Linked DNA regions of Homo sapiens: region 2 is linked to region 1. A link is a loop called in an ENCODE intact Hi-C map of the cell type or tissue named here. Cell type or tissue: CD14-positive monocyte. All regions are shown on one strand. Links, peaks and the distances in the headings refer to the core of each region. The heading gives the core; the rest is flanking DNA. Region 1 has its middle 170 kb from the start of ZNF365. Region 2 has its middle 70 kb from the start of ZNF365.

Evidence for each region. A loop is a pair of places that touch in the nucleus more often than their neighbours do. Peaks named below come from ENCODE experiments on the same cell type or tissue, not always from the same donor. Only the 100,000 strongest peaks of a DNase experiment are listed, where the experiment ranks them.
Region 2: it touches region 1 in a loop (3-fold over the local background); 9 of 110 quality-filtered maps call a loop at or near these places.

The regions. Positions count from the first base shown.
Region 1 is chr10:62,539,571-62,548,636 of GRCh38, reverse strand. No RefSeq gene overlaps it. Among named protein-coding and RNA genes, the nearest start is that of ZNF365, 170 kb to the right of the region's middle. In CD14-positive monocyte, for the core only: no CTCF peak of the experiment used is centred there; DNase peaks (open chromatin) are centred at 2,746 and 3,076; H3K4me3 peaks cover 1,945 bases; H3K27ac peaks cover 3,425 bases.
Region 2 is chr10:62,439,483-62,449,474 of GRCh38, reverse strand. It overlaps a transcript of ZNF365 not described here. Among named protein-coding and RNA genes, the nearest start is that of ZNF365, 70 kb to the right of the region's middle. In CD14-positive monocyte, for the core only: no CTCF peak of the experiment used is centred there; no DNase peak of the experiment used is centred there.

The sequences.
Region 1 (9,066 bases), core at 1-5,000:
TGGGACCCACTGGGTTCTATTTTAGACTGGCTTGTGTATCCTTCCCCTTACTGCACATCTACAGAACTAGAATTAGAGGAAAATTTCTGCAACCTGTCTAGTACTTAGTGCTCCATGTGGGAGTTTCTTTAAAATATATGAATGGGTTATTTTCTCATTTTGTTAATTATTTCAGGAGGCTAGTGGTAGGACAGCTGCAGAGTGCCCATCACTCTACTGTTTCCAAAATTAAGTTTTCCATGAACAAATCTAGTAGATACAGATTGAACTACTGTTGAACACCAGTATGCTGTTCTTATCCCATAACCTTTCTTCAGAGGTTCATTCCATTTTTACTGATGTGATGTCAAGTTTTTTCAAAATGTAAAGGTAAAAGCTTGCTCCATTAACAACCCACTTTTAACATGGGCATGACTTCTAGTTGAACCAGTATTATGTGCAGACCCGGAATTATCCCCACTGATCCTGAGAGCTGAGAATTTCTCTAAGCTGACTGACCCTAGAGGGGAGGGAGCTAACCCCTGGGAGAACCAGAACACCTGATCCTTGCCTGTGGTGTCAGAGACCAAGGTATGTTACTAACCCTGGCCTAAGTGGACTTGTTAGCTTTGGTCCCCAACACTAGATGTGAAATCAATGGAGAACCTAGTTATCGGATGGGCATTTTGATGCGGTGATAGTAATCAAATCTATATAAAGAAGATTATCACTGAAATGAGTATCACTTTTAAATAATACTTTGTACCTTAATATTAAGTTTACACAGCACTATCTACAGTATTAGTTTATATAATCTCCACAAATCAATGTGAGGAAAATTATCATCTTCATTTTACATATGAGAAAATCCAAGACTGAAGAAGTTAAAGAGTTTGCCCAAGATTACACAACTAGTAAATGTCAACTGGAATTGTTCTCCATATGTTCAGAGTTCAAACTTCCTGCTCTCCTCCCTCTACTAGAGTCTTCCAATTCCTGTACTCCATAGACACACTTACTCATTAGTTTTTTACATTAGCTACCTATCTTTTTCTTTTTATGCTATTTTACATTATCGCTTGACTTTTGATTTTCAGGTGACCAAAGGACCATGGATCCTCAACAAATCTCTAAAAGTCCAAGGTTGACTCTAAATTGAAGAAGATGGTGTGTTTTCAAACGAAAATTATATCAGAATACATGTATCTCTGGGCTTAATGACAAAAGAAGAGATTCAGTTATGTCTTTTATTCCTTTGTAAGATTTATATCAAACCCTTCTTATTCTTTGAAATCCATCCTATTCATCCCAAATCATAGTGAGATCCTTCAACATTGACTATCTAGACCATTTGTTTGGTAGTTCATCATGAATTGCATTATGTACCTCATGTATTACTGACTTGTTATTATCGTCTCATTATTATCTAATTTTCCGTTAATGAATTGCCTCCCCACTGAAGGCTTATAGAAAGAAAGCAAGGGCCATATCTTAAACTTTTCTCAATTCCTTAGATTCAAGACTGACTTTAAGAACGCTTATAAAAAGAGAACCACGGAAAATATGTTGTTATAGTTACTAATTTTCTACGCACTCTCCACCTCTTTTTGGCTAACATAACTCTGAGTTTGTTGGGCAGTCATGTGATCCAGAGATGCCAGTGAGATATAAGCAGATCAGTTCTGGAAAAGCTTTTGTGTTCTTTTCTTACGGACAGGGAGAAGAGATCTTGCTGACCCACCCCTTCTCTTTCTTTCTGACCTGAATGTGGATATGTGGTTTGCTTCTGTGGCTGCAATCAGGTGACATGAGGCACCAACCATTGGACCAAGAAGACAACAGCCAAAGACAGAAGAGCAGAAAAATAAAAGGAAAAGGCCTGTGTTTTGATAACATCAATGAGCAGCAGTACCAGTGCCAATAGTCACCTGTCTCCAGCCTTCTTGTGAATGAGATACTACAGGTCTGTATTGCTTGAGCCATTTCTAACTCCAGAATATATTTAGAGTTTCATACTGAAGTTGAACCACACATCTTTCTTTGAACTTCCTAACAGGCAAAACAACTGCATAAAAGAGATACTCAATTAGTTATTATTTGTCATTGTCTTTGAGGAGAAAATTGATAGTTCTTCAAGAGAGGCACTGTTTCTTGTGAAACTTAGTTCTTTAAGAAATGTCTTGGGTGGGGCATCATAGAGAGACACTGAGTTATGGTGGAAACTGTATTTAAATCATATCCCCAAATTAAATGCAAAATTAGTTTTCATATGGTTGTTTCTTGTAGGACCTTTTAATGTAAACTGCAGATATAATACCAAACCCTAACACAGTGAAAACAATTATGTAAGAGACTATTTAGGTCATGCAGCCTAAATAGATTTTTGTTGGGCTTTGAAACCAAAAACAACAAATAATATTTTTTATTTCCTCATCTAAATAATTTTCATCCCTCTAGGTTGTCATACAATCAATGGAAAGCAAGACATAGTTTCTGTTATGTAATTCAAAGTTTCACAATGGAAACAAATCACTCTCCTATGGAAATTTCCCAAAATATTGCTCTGAAAGAAATAAGTTTTAGAATCTAAATTTATATGTTTCACAGTCTTCTTTGATTCCATTAATTAAATAATTGCTTACCTCTATTGTTTTCCTGGTTAGAAAGAAGGTCATTTAATTGGGTCTTAGTCTATCAGACAAAACCAGCTGGCCCATTGCTGAATTAGAAAAAGAGGAAATACTGACTCAACCCATTTAAGCAGAGAGCAGCGTAGGCAGGGAGGGTCAGCCTTACACATCTTTTATTGCAAAATAGTTCCAATTCTCTTGAGACTGGATGAGTGGGAGAGAATAGATTATACTTCTGAAGTAGAAGCTATCTAAGAGAACGGGAAAATAGCCCTTTGGTTCAGCAAAGGATGGAGAGCCTGCCTTCTACAGAGGCCACCATTTAATCATTTTGGTATCTGTGTGGCACTTGGGGGGGTTTCTAAGCCTTAAGAATTTGAAATCATTAGCACAAAACTGGAACTCATCTTGGCCTTGGCATTTTGTCTTGGGAACAAAATTGGCCCTGAGATCCATAAGTGACTCATTGAGGAAATACTGGGGCATGCTGCACAATGTGAGGGCAATATTTTAACAACAGGCAAACATGTATTACATGAGGAAGAATTATAAATGAAAGGAAAATTAATTAAGGAGTCAAGAAACCAGAGGAAGGATCACAGCAAGAGGCAGATACCATTACCCTGGAAGTGAAACGCCAGCACTTTGGAAACAAAACATATGTGCTAGAATCATCAATGAGCTTGAGACGAGACTTGAGAAATACCCACACCAGTTTGCCTTCACTTCCTTTTGTGCCTTCTGCATGCCAAACAGTTGAATATAAAGTATCCTAATGGATGTAAGAGCATTTTATAAATTAAGTGCTCTGAAAATATATGCCATTATCATCATTATTGAAGAAAAGCAGACCACCGTGTTACTCAAATCATGTCTACTAGCCAAATAGTTTGCCCAGAAGGAAGCTATGAAGCCCTGAACAAAATTGAAAAAAGAGAAAAACAAGGACAACTCATCAATTTTTCAGTGTCTGGTCTTGAACTGGGTTATAGCCTGTTACCAATAAGAATCTCTTTTAACATCAGGATTGGTAGAATTATGGTACCCAGAAAGGAGAATGTTTGTACTTTTCTGCACTGTTTCAGTGGGGCAGAAAGCATCTGAGGCATGGTGCACAGCTCCTAGGCCAGGGCTGGCAAATAAGCAGAGTATTCCCTTTTCCCTCCCATGCTTATGGCAGACAGTGATAATCGATCATGATGCTCTGCTAATCTCACAACAGCCTTAAGAATCTGGTCTACCCAGCTTTCCAGGAAGCTAATATCAACTAATCAGAGTTGGAACACTGAGCTGCAACCTAATTGCCATCTTGGCTCTAGCAGTTAAGAGTGCGATTTTAGGTGTATCCACCTGGCCTGATGGGAGGAGTGGCTCCAAATCTGTGGAGCAGATGAAAAAAAGATATCCATTTAAGGAATTATAATTATGATGATGATAACAGACATGAAGAGCAACAATAATGATACTAGTATCTGCCATTTTGTTATCCCTTACTGGGCTCTACGAATTGGTTGAAGTGCTTCACATGTTATCGTTACCTCCATTTTACATGTGAGAAAACAGAGACAGAGGAAGTTACTAACTTGTCCATACTCAATGGGCTTTAAACCTAGTGCTCTTTGACCCCAGAGCTCACACTGTTACCCAAACCATTAATAGAACTCAGGCACAACCAGGGGCTTTATAACATGGTTAATTATCTGCATCCATTTAGAGCATTCTTTGATGTGAAGAAACTCTCCCCCTCCTTTTCTTGGTGAAGCTGGTGGCTGTGGCTACTTCCTCAGAAGTCAACATTTGCTGGAAGTTTATTGTTACCCTAGACAGGGCAGAAAGAAGTCTCAGTCATCTCAGATTTCAAAGTATTTATTGAAACTCAGCAAAGTTCACAGAGTTTACACAGTTTACACAAATGGCTTTTGCAGGAAATGAAGATGTCATTTCTGTTTTACACGTACCGTTGTCCCCCACCCTACCCCCAACCCTAAGGCATGGCCAATTACCATAGGCGGAGCACATGTATACAGGTCTCAGTCAAAGCAAATCAGCCTTCACATGCAGCGAGAAAACCAGTCAGACTTTTGGGAGTTACAAGAGCTATTTTAGCAAACATTCTCTCGGAAAACGAGAGTTTTATACAGATCCTAGATAATATTCCAGTCTTGGTCACATCCGGGACATGACTTGAGTTTGGTCTTTCCGGAAGCATTATTATGAACATGGGAACATAGCCAGTGGGGGAAAAAAACCCCAAGATTTCACAGCTTTCCAAGTCTTACTTGTGGTGAATAAAGGCAAAATTAAGACAACCAACTTCAAAGTCATGACACATCTCATTTTATCTCTAAAACCCAACATGTTTAGTATTTCCCGCTCTTCAATAAACATTACTCAGAGTGTGATAAAATAGGACACAGAGAATAGCCAACTACCAAGTCATTTTCTTATTACTTAATCTTAGAAGGACCAGGTAAGTTTCTTCTTTTATTTACTTTTTATTTTCTGTATTTAAGGTGTACAGTATGATGCTTTGATATACCTATAGCAAAGCTATTACTACAATCAAGCAAAGGAACATATCCATCATCTTATACAGTTATCTTTCTTATATGTGTGATAAGGGTGCCTAACGCCCACTCTCCAAGCAAATTTCTCATATATAATACAATATTATTAACTATACTTCTCCTGTTGTACTTTAGAGCTCTAAACCTATTCATCCTACATAACTGCAACTTTGTGCCTGCTGACCTACATCTTCCCCTTTCCTCACCCCTGGTAACCACTATTCTACTCCATTTCAATGTATTCAATTCTTTTTTGTTGTTTCCGCATATAAGGGAGGTCATGCAGTATTTTTCTTTCTGTTCCTGGCTTATTTCACTTCTAATGTCAATTAGGTTCATCCATGTTGTCACAAATGGCAAGATCTCTTTCTTTTTTAAGGCTGAATAATATTCCATTGTATATAAATACACCACAATTTTTTTATTAATGCATACATTGACAGACACTTTAGTTGTTCCCATATCTTAGCTACTGTGAATAAGGCTGCCATAAATATGCGAGTGCAGATATGTTTACGATGTAGTGATTTCATTTCCTTTGGGTATATACCCAGAAGAGGGATTGCTGGGTCATGTCCACCACCTCTATTTTTAATTTCTTTAGGAAACTCCATGCTGTTTTCTGCAGTGGGTGAATCAATCTACATTCCCACCAACAGTGTGCTAGGGTTTCCTTTCTTCCCACATTCACCAACACTTATCTTTTGTCTTTTTGATGAAAGCCATCCTAACAGGTATGAAGTGATATCTAGGTAAGTTTCTTCTGATGGAGTGGGCAAAATCGTGTTTAGCAACTTCCATTTTTATTTGTGTTCTCTTCCTTTCTGAATGTTCCTCATCTCTGCCCAGCACCCTGAACACCTCTGAACCCCATCATTCTTTGCTGCTTCTAATCCCTTTTTCTATCTCACCTTTAATGTTCCTGCCAAAACTTGTCTTTCTTGGATCTCTTTTTCTCTAGGTCCTGCTCTTTGCTAAAAGGCCAAAAAGTTAAATCTAGCCAAAATATTAATCCAGATTTAATAATCCTGATATTTCTAGCAACATGTCAGGGCTGGTGGGAGAATGAGTTGGAGTAGGAGAAAAGGGCTTGCAGATTCTCACCTAAAGAATTAAACCAGGCAGGCATTTCCTCTGCCTATGAATAAGGAGAGCACCAATGCCTACCTTACAGGTGAACTGAGGTGAATTCTAACACTGAATTTTGTAAACTCAAGTGAGAAAAGAGATAAAACAAACATTTCCTACCTAAGCACACCTTGATCCGCTTCTCCCAACCATCTTACACCTCTAACTGAAAATGATGCACACAGCTAATAAGCTAGAGGCAAAGGTTGCTACCAACCCTACCAACCCCAAGTAGAGGGCAGCTTCTTCGAGTCTGTGTTGCAGTGTGGAAAGCGGCAGTCCCTGTCATGCTTGCTGGCGACATCTGTGGCTGTAGTGGCGGTTGAACCAATAAGAGGAACAATTACAAGGTCCTGCTGACGTCAATACTTGGAAAAGAGCTTTGCCTGTTTTAAAAAGCTGCTATCCATTGTATTAAGCAACATCACTTACAGTAATCGAGGTGATCTATATTTATAATAATAATCAGGGTGCTTGCAATGTGTGCTCCTGCTTCACAAGTGCATAAAAGCAACAAGCTAACCAGAGTTGCTTTGCTCAGAAAAGTTATTCTAGGAGGCTTTTTTTCTGCTCCTCTTGCTTCCCTCTGCCTTCCTCTTGTTCCTTATCTTGATTACTTTTTCTTGTCTTTGAGCCCAGATTATATATGTATTAGTCTGTGCTTGCATTGCTATAAAGAAATACATGAGACTGGGTAATTTATAAAGAAAAGATGCTTAATTGGCTCATAGTTCTGCAGGCTGTACTGTAAGCATGACGCTGGCATCTGCTGGCTTCTGGAGAGGCCTCAGGAAACTTAGACAATCATGGCAGAAGGCGAAGGGGGAGCAGGCACATCATATGGCCACAGCAGGCACATCACATGAGCAGAGCGGGAATGACAGAGTGAGGGGGAAAGTGCTACACATTTTTAAATGACCACATCTCACAGGAACTCACTCACTATCATGAGGATAGTACAAAGATGATGGGGCTAAATCATTCACAAGAAATCTTCCCCCGTGGTCCAATCACCTCCCACCAGTCCTCACCTCCAACACTGGAAATTACAATTCAATATCAGATATGGGTGGGGACACAGATCCACACCATATCCATATGGTTCTGCAGGCTGTACAGGAATACATAGACATATATAATACACACACACACACACACACACACACACACACACACATATATATATATATAAAATCTCGATGAAGAAAATCTTGATAGATATTTTTAAATAGTTATGGACATGTACCCAGAGAGCATTCATTACACAGCCAAAAATGAGAAAGGAGCTGGAGGTGGGGTGGGAGTGAAAGGAAGACTGTGTTTTGTATCAAACATACCTAAATTCAATTTACTTCATCCATTTCTGTAACTAAATATAAACCTCAAGGACTTGTGTTCTTTGTGCAAATACTAACATGCCAGCAAAAGAACATATTTGTAGCATGCTTTTTAAATCTCTCACAACGCAGGTGTCATTTCTATGTTGCTAGGGGAGAAACTAAGGCTGCAAGAGGTAAATAGCTGCCATTTCTTGAACACTCCTATGTCGGGGATACATGAAGCATTTTACATACACGTGACAAAATTTTATAAGGTAGATTCTGCTATTGATCTCATTTTACAGAAGAGGAAACAGATTCAAAGCTAGAAGGCAGGGTGGAGCCAAGATTCAAATGCAAGCATGTTGAGTTGGAATCCAGGGCTCTTTCCCACTTAGCACGGGTGCTTTGTGGGATACTTCTGTAAAAATTCTTCTGTAGTCCAAGTCAGGGGACTTGCATTCAAATCCCACTAGTGTCTCTTATTAAATATGTGTCTTGTTGTCAAGTTACTTAATCACTCTCTTCTAAAAAAAGCTCACACTCACATGATACTGTTTCAGTTCTGCCTGTTTTTATGTTTCACAATGTATTGTTTTCTTCATGAGTGATATTTCCTCCTTTAAAAATATTTGAAATACTAAGTATGAATTTTTGCTCTATTTTCTTTATTTTTAAAGTTAACATCCGATAAAATTGATTTTTTGGATGTAGAGTTAACACATACATAGATTATATATGTTATATAGAGAGACGCTATATATGTTTACATATATATACACATATGTGTATATACACATATATGCATGTGTATATTATTTATATATACATATGTATGCATATACATGTACAACTACATATGTGTATATACATATATGTGTATAAACATGTACATATACATGTACGTGTATATATGTATGTATATTTACACACACACATATATAGATTCATGTAAACCTTCACCACAAACAGGACACAGAACAGATCCATCACTGCCAAAATTCCCTGTGCTGCTCCTTTTTTAGACACATCCTCCTCCTGTCCATAGCCTCTGACAACCATTGATCTTTTCTCCATCACTGTAGTTTTGTGTTTTCCAGATGTCATACAAATGGAATCATATAGTAGGTAGCCATTTGAAACTGATTCCTTTTTTTTAAGTTTTGTGGTATTTTATTTCATTTATTTATTTATTTATTTATTTATTTATTTATTTATTTATTTTTGAAACGGAGTCTCCCTCTGTCGCCCAGGCTGGAGTGCAGTGGAGTGATCTTGGCTCACTGCAAGCTCCGCCTCGCATGTTCAAGCGATCCTCATGCTTCCGCTTCCCAAGTAGCTGGGATTACAGGTGTGCACCACCGTGCTGGGCTAATTTTTGTATTTTTAGTAGAGACAGAGTTTCACCATGTTGGCCAGGCTGGTCTTGAACTCCTGACGTCA
Region 2 (9,992 bases), core at 3,988-8,987, 100 kb after region 1:
TTGTAAAATATAAAATACAAACATAGAACCCCAGCAAAATAAGCGCATAGCTTAATATAAGGTGAACACTCTTGTAATCACCATTAGGTCAAGAAACAGAACTTGGACACCCACACTGGAACCCCTCCATGAGCCCATTCTAATCACAAGCCTTTCCCTTGCCCCCCAAAACAACCTCTATTCTGACTTTTATAGAAATCACCAAAGAGAGACTTTTATTTTGGTTTGAGACAAAGAGAGAAAAGGAAATCAATATTGGCCATACAATACCAAAATAACACAACTGATAAATAGTATCATAAGCAAGAACCAAAAATCTAACAGTAGAAATTTCTCTTGGGCAATAAAGACTTCCTTTACTCCCCCTCAAATAATTGAAAGCTTTCCTCTCTTTTCCCTTCTCTCACACATGGATTCAACATTTTCCACATTGGATCCATTTTGGCATTTTTCAACCTATTTCATCTCTAACAGTGAAAACACACTGCCTCTGTTTCTGTAATTATTTAGCTAAAGCCACAAAAACTGGATAATGTTCAAAGTTGGAAATAATAATCGATAAGTCCATTAGGGTCCTGCTTCTAATATTAATAACTATACTTTTAATATTGAGGTTATTCTTTTTTTGCTTTTGCTTTTATTTAAGTTGGAGATTATGCTTTGAATAAAGATGCTAGTATCTGTGCAAAATTGTTTATTTCATATATATGATGGATCCATAGCTAGGACCTAGGTGAGACCAATGCTTTCATCTTACCAGATCCATAGTCTCCTAGATTTGAAAGGAATCTTAGACTTTCGTAAGCCCTCTGCACTTGGTAGATACCTATAATAGACACCATATCTGCAATAGAGACATAATGCATTAATTAGAATTAAAGGGGACCGTTTATGTGTTAGGATTCTGGGTGCAAGTAAAAAAACACTCCAAATCATTTCAGCAAATATGGGAATTTACAGGCGCATTTAACAAACTGAATAAAAAAAGGGCCAAAGTGACTGCAATACTTTCGACATTATTTTTATCTCTCAGCTCTGCCTCCACATTGGTATGTCAGCTCTCTTATCCCTAGCTGGCTTTCAGAATCTGAAGGTTGGAGTCATAGCTGTCCCCCACTCTAGGCTCACATTTTTGAGCCTCACATTCCTGGTGGGAAAGGGACTCTGTCTCCACCCCTGATGAAAATAAATCCTGAGTGTGTACAACTGCCAAAACTCTGCAAATATACCCTTAAGATATGTGCATTTCATTGTATGTAATTTTTATAGCAAAAAGAAAGCCCACTGTAAACAAATACTGAATCTTACTTAATGAACACAAGCTGAAACATTTATGGAGATGTGTATAATATTTGCAATCCACTTTTAAATGCAACAAAAAGAAATTGAATTAATAGCTGGTGAGATGGATAGATATGAGATAAAGCAAATGTAATAAAATGTTAATGGCTACTGGTAGAGTTTGGGTGGCGGGTGTTCACGATACAGTTCTTTCAACTTTGTGATGTTTGAAAATTTTCATAATAAAAGGTTAGGGGCAGGAATTAATCCCAAGGAAAGATTGTACTTTAAGTAGCTTGGGTCCCTTACCCAGTGCTGAACCAATGTGAGGGTTAAGACACTGACTGCTCAGCTTCCATCAGTTGCCTGCCATGAAACCATCCACCACGACCTGAAAGGCATTGTCACATAGCTCTTGTTCAGGACACATGTTAGAGGAGGGAGCAGAAAGAAAAGAGTTTCCAGGGAAGCGTGATTCCCCGCAAAGAAAGGGGTAAAGCACAGACAAGTACTGGAGCACACCATCAGGAGGTAGGCAGCCACCGCATGTGACTCTTTGACCGTCTTCAGAACAACAGGGTGAATGGTAGGTTCTGAGTCCTGCACTATGATGAGGTCCCTCCTTGCCATTCTCAAATCAAAACTAGCAATGGAATCCGACTTTTCTCAGCCAGTGACTTTTAAATACATGCCACAAGGGATTGGAGGAAATAACAGAATATGCCAGAGTGTGAGTGACCAGTATTTCAGAGTGAAGACATACTTCTTTACAGATGGGCTAGCTTTCAACCATTTGCTAGATCCTGGTTTAAGAGTGAAGCAGTTTATGTCACTTAGCATCTCACTCCTGTGAAGCCCAGATTCCACAATAAAAAACAAACAATATATATATATTTTTTAGTTTAGTAGATTAGGTTAGCTTGTATGTAAAGGGGAGGTTAATCTTTTCCTCCCTGCCAAGAGAGGGCTTAAGCACTTGTTCTTTAGTACAATTATGTATTAATGTATGTATTTTTGTACTCAATTATTAAAAGGCCCAAATTTCTTTCTCTCTGACTCTCTGTCTTGCTATCCAACTTTTGGATATTGGCTTTTATCAGGAATTTTAATAGTCAGCATTAGGAGATAATACACCCTTGCCTACAAAATTCAAAACACATTTGCATAGTTTTTAATTGACAGGAACATGAGGTCAGGTTTGCTAAATGAAGCCGGGTGTCCTCAAATTGGCTGAGAAAGGGTGTACATTAGCCAAGGCCATCTCAGCCTTTTGTCTTTTCCCACTTGATTCAGGAGCATCCTAGATGCTCCTCCATTCTTTCCTCCACTACCGCCTCCCACACATCAAAACTAGTAACTCAAGCCGCTCCTGACAGTCCCAGGCCAGAGCAGGGAAAGAGCAGTTTCAGGACCAGCCAGCCGTTTCACCCAGGGTGGCAAAATCCCAGAACTCTACAAAACGACCAGCAACTACAGAGTCAACCACACAGGCTTTTTTGAATGGATTTTTTCCCCCAAAATTTTATAGCCATTCATTTCTTCAATAGCTGCAGCAGTAGTTTTCAAATTATATTATGATAAAGAAAAAAAATCCCTGGAAGCTCTGTATCTGAAACTGTTGCTGTTTCCTTCTGCCTAGCTCTCCAAAGTTATAAATATAAATTTAAGGAGCAATAATGATAACATCAGCTAGCATGTATCCAGAACTTGTGATACACCACACACAATGCTATTCCCTTTACATATAGTAGCTCATTTAATATTCTCAACTACCTAATGATGTGGTTTCTATTAATATTTCCATTTTACACATGAACAAATTGGGGCATACAGAAGTTGAACAATCTGCCCCAAGTCACATGGTTAGGAAGTGGCAGAACTCGGGTTCAAAGTCAGAGATGGTGCTTTCACTACTATGACATGAAATTGAAGAAATTCTAAAGGGAATTGTCTTCCCAAGATCACACAGGAGCAGGGACTGGAAACCTGAATTTGCTACTTGGAACTCTGGGTCCTTTTCTGGTACAGTACAAATAGAACTGCGGGACTCCTGAGAACTTTCTCATAAAGAAGGGAAGGAGAGCCATCCCAGAGTGCAGTGACTTGGGTTTTCCAACCTTACACTTACAGAATTTGGTTAAAGGTCACAAATTGTGTCTATGTGAGTGGGAACTGCTCAAAAAAGACCAATAGATTTGGCCAAATCAGCTCAACCCAATCTATAAAGGTATCCGATGAGACAAGACCAGAGTTCCTGGGTTCATGGTGCCTAAGACTACAGTCAATAGAAGATGCTGGATCTCTGCCTCGTTCCAATTGTTTACACATATGGGGACCCTACCATGGTCTGACCGAGGCCAATGAAGAAAAAGAACAATGAGATGAGCAAAACAAATATCAGATTTCCACTTTGAATCAGTGGTTCTCAACTTAGAATCTTAATATGATTCTTTTTTGTAGCGAAAACTTTCAAACATACACAAAAGTAGAGAAAATGGTGTAACAAATCCCACGTATCCAGCACCTAACTTGCACAATTATCACCACCTTGCCCTCTTGCTCAGATCTTTTTAAAAATAGAAACTGTAAAACCTCACTCTAGAAAAGTGCCATTCAATAGGTGGGATCTCAGGATCTGCATCTTTTTCAAAGCTCTCCATGCAATTCTGATGAGCGACCTGGTTGGGGCTGCCTCACCCCTGCTCTTAGAACTGGGGACTGCTTAGAATGGCAATCATTAAAAAGTCAGGAAACAACAGGTGCTGGAGAGGATGTGGAGAAATAGGAACACTTTTACACTGTTGGTGGGACTGTAAACTAGTTCAACCATTGTGGAAGTCAGTGTGGTGATTCCTCAGGGATCTAGAACTAGAAATACCATTTGACCCAGCCATCCCATTACTGGGTATATACCCAAAGGACTATAAATCATGCTGCTATAAAGACACATGCACATGTATGTTTATTGTGGCACTATTCACAATAGCAAAGACTTGGAACCAACCCAAATGTCCAACAATGATAGACTGGATTAAGAAAATGTGGCACATATACACCATGGAATACTATGCAGCCATAAAAAATGATGAGTTCATGTCCTTTGTAGGGACATGGATGAAATTGGAAATCATCATTCTCAGTAAACTATCGCAAGGACAAAAAACCAAACACCTCGTGTTCTCACTCATAGGTGGGAATTGAACAATGAGATCACATGGACACAGGAAGGGGAACATCACACTCTGGGGACTGTTGTGGGGTGGGGAGAGGGGGGAGGGATAGCATTAGGAGATATACCTAATACTAACTGACGAGTTAATGGGTGCAGCACACCAGCATGGCACATGTATACATATGTAACTGACCTGCACTATGTGCCCATGTATCCTAAAACTTAAAGTATAATAATAATAAAATAAAATAAAATAAAAGAACTGGGGACTGCATCTGCCTGAAAGAGGTAAGAAGGCTTCCCTGGAGTTGATGGCATGGCATTACATGACTTACAAGAAGAGATTCGAACATTCAGAAGTTTAACTGCCAGGGCCCATGCAGGAAAGAATTCATTCCAGGTGATTTGAATGAAGAAGATGTAAGGACAGAGGAGAGGGCAGGTTAAGGAAAAGTTAGGGTGGTTGATGCATCCAGAGACTAGCAACAATAGGAGGCTATTACCAGCCTCCTAGGGCCATTACCAGCCCTGGGGCCCAGGGCCAAGACAATTGCTAGAGTCTACTGAAAACTAGAACCATAGATAAGGAGCTAATTGGCAGAAGCTGTAATTTGAAGTAATTGAGCGCAGCTACTTCTAGAGACATACTACAGAAGCAGAGGGCTCAGAAGTTATACACTGACCTCTCTTCCCACTCTCCTGTCTCCTACCGGGGCCTCTCAATGGCCAAACTCAACTCAAAATCAGCCAGCACACCAAGAGATGTATCTGCAGGGATCAGCCTCCCAGGGCACAGAGAAGAGCAGAGAATGCATCTGGGGAGCAGAACAAGATGGGAAATGGGGGCAGAAAATAATCAGCAGGGGAATAAGTCAGTCCTTCCTGTCCCTGGAGTGAGAGGAAATGGCTGATGCTTCCTGGAGTCAGTCTGACACTTCTCAGCCCTAGAAGATGCCAAGTCTAAGAGCAGAGGGATTGCCTAATCCTTGATAATATCAGTCCAAAACTTTTGTCATGGATGGCATTGAGAATGCTTTGGTGGAACAGATGAATGTACCCCTTTCCTCACAGTCAAGCTGTACTCCATGGGGGCAAAAGTTCAAGACTGTAATCATTGCATATTTAAGTTGTCACAGTGGAGAGGCCTGGCTTAATTTTTTTTTAAGTTAACATTATTTACTGGTCACAGGGACATTAGTTCTCAGTGAAATGCAGTTAAAGGCGATTACCTCCTCATTGCCACTTATTCTCAATTTACCAACTAAAAGGACAATGTGGGGGTTCTGAGCACAGAAGTTTTATGGAGCCCATTTTCCCCTTGAAATCTTGAACGCTATTATTTGCCAGTTGTTTAAAAGCTAGCATTTCAGTTTTCAAAGCTACAATCACATTTATTTTCTGGTTAAAGAGCAGGAGAAGAAAAACAACTCCCCAGGTTGAAGTTAATGTTTTTAACTCCTTCTCCCCAAGAGACATATACATATGCAAGCTTGCACCTCTAGGCTCTGGAAACATGATAAGCCATGTAACTGCTCCGAACCAGGGAACTGTAATAAAACCAGAGCATCTAAACACAAGGCAGAGGAACCCGAGAAGGAAGGTAAAATTCTAAGCAGTCTCCTTTGAAAGGGTCACTGACCAACTGGGGCATACACAAAAGAAGGAGTGATCAGAGTGACAACAGACATTGAGGGTCTCTGTTTGTCTCCAGTTTTCTGAAGGAATGGAATAACTAATTATATGCTTTCAAAGGGCAGAACTAGAACCAATCATTACAGGAAAATCCCTTTCACCTCAGAAGGAAGAAGCTGATAACTGATTTATTCACTGCTTCAGTGCTGTACTTAGTGCTTGACTTATAAAGGGCACTCAATGTTTGCCAAATGAAAGGTCATCACGGGCACTGGTCAGTGGTAAAAACTGCCACTGTAGCTAGAGAGCTACGTGTCACTAAACAGAGTGTCCGGTGATTCAGAATTCAAAGCCCGGTTGAGCCCTTGCAGGGAGCACTGTTGAGTGCATCCCTGTATGCGACGGACAATTGAATCTGTTCTGTTTCTGGGGTTGATCAATTCTAAAGCTAATGGTGCTCCAGTGGACTAGAACTTGGTCAGGAGTGGAGGGTAAGGAAGTTATCAGGGCAAGTCCGTCCTCATTCCTGGGGATGATCAGAAGTGGAAGGTAAATCTCAGAAATTCCCCCCATGTTGGGGATAAAGCCAGCCTCTCAGATTAGAAAAATAAAAAGCCAATGTGAGGACTCCCTGAGAAGACATCTGAATATTTTCCCTTGTTGGAAAAGAAGAACCAGGAGTTGAGTCCACCATAGCCTATGTGGAGGAGTAGGATTTCAAGAGACAGGGCAAAGGTGTTTCTGCTAGGTGCAGGCAAAGGAAGAAGGCCAGGAGGATTATTTAGAAGTTGACCTTTAAGCAGCCAAATGACATCCATCCCTCCAAACTTCTAAAGGTAACAAGCAAGAAAATGAAGCCATCGTTTCAGCACCAGCAATTGTAACGTAAGCCTGTGAGTATCTCCCTCCACCCCACCCACCACCAAGTGAACACCTTTAAATATCCGCGATTTTGCATACAGTTAATTAAAGAATGTAGTTTGATTGCTCATCTCATCTGTTCTATAGTTGTGAGTCAATGTATGGAATTTACACTCTGGCTTTGATTCATCTCTGAGCATTCAATTTAGCAGGGAAATTTTCCTTCTCTCTTTCGACTTGGGATCCTGGCTCTTTAAATTCTATCCTTATTGCCAGGCTGTTGTCATGGAGAAAAATAACTTTAAGTAGCTCTTTGGAAAGCTTTGAGTTGCTGTTCCTTGCTATTTAAAGATCCCCCAGTAAAACGAAAAGTACACTCTGTTTCCATATAAGGCTCTGCCACTCCAAGGCAAGAGTGTCACTGGGGTTTGGTTCTGTGTGCTTATAGCAGTGTAAGACATGTCCCAAGCATCTGGGGATCACGTTTGCTAAGCATGTCTACCCAGCTTGGGAAGGCAAAAGAAAATCAGAAATCAAGACTCTGCAATCTGAAATCTTTGATTGACGGGGCTCCGGAATCATTATGAGCTGAAGCAAACGAGACAAGCCAAATCTTATAATCACCATCTATTCTGCCTCCCACCTGAAGTATTTGCTGTTATGTGGCCTTACTAAATTGCTATAATCCATTTCCCTGCCACCTCCTAGTGAAATATCCAGTATCTCAAACTTTCTTCGATTCAATTCACAAGCATATATTAAACATGTAAAATAGGTCCAGTTATTTGCTGGACATTGTAGGGATCCCAAAATATAGAGCAAGCTTCCAATTAAAGTAAGGTTGGAGAGATAAGACAACACAGATGAAATGCCAAGTGATATAGAATATGTGATTCCCAACTTTGGCTGATGACTGGACACAACCATGGAGCTGTATTACCAGGCCCTTGCATCTGATTTACGCACCCAGAGACTCTAGAAGCAGGCCCCAAGAATCAGTAAGGTTCTGCCCTGTGTGGATGACTGAGGTCTGTATGACTTCTAATAAGATCATGTCTCTGAGCCTCAATTTTCTTATCTATAAAATAAAGAAAATGGTCTAGATGGCCCCTGTGTTCTTCTTTCTCTAGCATTCTAGGATTTTGCTATTTAAAGAACTAATATATATGGTATAGATAAAATCGATGCAAAAAGTCAAAGAAGGCTTCATGAACAACGTGGGACCTGGGAGCAAAAAGAAACTGCCAATGGGTGTAGAATGGTTCTAAGTATGGACTTTAGAATCAGACATCCTTAGATTTGACTCTCAGCTCTGCAACATACTGGCTGTATGACCTTAGCCAAGCAATTTAACCTCACTGGTTATTCATTTCTTATCTATAAAATGGGGATAATAATAATATCTGCTTCTTGGACTTTTTATGGGGATTCAACCAAACAATGTAGATAAAGCACAAAGAATACTCATAATAATCATCAATTATGAGTAAGTGAATATTTAAATAATTTATTTGTCTTCTTAGTTATCAAGGAAAATATTTTGCCCACTTGAAGAGGGCCTTTTCTCTTTTGTGAGGGAAATATTTGCCTCATCACATAAAGACATTAGGTTTTAAAGGAATGACTTTAGAGATCGGATGATGTATTCATTCTGTTATTTACTAAATATCTAATATGTAGGAAGGACTTTGCCAGGCACTGAGGCAGTAATTCACAAGTGAGTAAATCACAAGTGATTCCTGGGTGTACTTTCAGACATTTTGTTTCTGTAGTTTTAAGGTAGGGACCAGGAATCGGATTTCAGCAAAGCTCCAGCTGATTCTGAATAATGAGATGACACTTTTACAAACACTACTATAGAGATACACAATTAGTAAGGCAGTATTTTCATTTCAAGGAACTTACAATTCTCTATCTCATATCTGTCAATTTGCTAAATGCATTTTGCTGCTTCTAACTTTCTTCCCTTCTCTCTCCCCCTACTTATTCACCCATTGTCTGTAAACTCTGTACAAGGCACAGTGCTGGTAGACATAAAGATAGAAGAAAAACCTCTGCCCTCTAAAAGTAAATTTTTATGCAAAGAAGGAAACAACAGACATTGCAGTCTGCTTGAGGGTGGAGGTTGGGAGGAGGGAGGAGCAGAAAAGATAACTATTAGGTACTAGGCTTAATACCTGGGTGATAAAGTAATATGTAGAAAAAACCCCCCATCCCGTGACCCAGTAACACAAGTTTACCTATGTAACAAACCTTCACATGTACCCCCGAACCTAAAATAAAAGTTTAAAAAAAAAGAGAAAGAAACAAGAAGAGGAGATACAAAAATAAATAAATAAATAAATAAATAAATAAAACTATGCATTCATAAAGCTTATAATTATTAGCATTTGCATGGCAAAATGAGCCTAAGGTATCCTCTGACATACGTGCATTTTGTATAACAGACTCCATAGGCAAAGTTCCTTATTCCAATTTAGCAGTCTCTTAGATAAGCATATGAGACTAATTTCAAGAAGTCCATTTTGTGCGGGAGAAAGTGCGGACAGGACAAAGGAAAAACATGCAGATTGCACATGTTTATTTAGCCACCACTCTGTCTCAAGCACTGGGCCAGGTTCTAAGAAGTATCAAAATTAAAAGTGAGATGATATTTTTGAGGGATTTTAATATTTAGATTGTGTCAGTTAGGATATGTTTGGCTCTCAGTAACAGTACACCAAATTATTAGTGGCATAAACAATAAAGACATTAAATTAAGTAATAGAAGATATAAGAAGCTGGAGGATGGTCATTTCAGAGCTGATTTACCAGCTCCACATTGTCAAGGTCACTGGGTTGACATCTTCAAGAGTCCCTTGGGTTTCCCATTTTGTTCACAAGATAATTTTGCAGATCCAGACATTAAATCCTTTATAACCTCATGCAAAGTCAGGGCAAAGGAAGAGCCACAGCTATTAGAGGGCTTGCACATATGCTTTCCCATCTTTGTTATAAAGAATATGTCTTTCTCAGAAGATATCAGTGTATTTCCCCTATGCTTCAT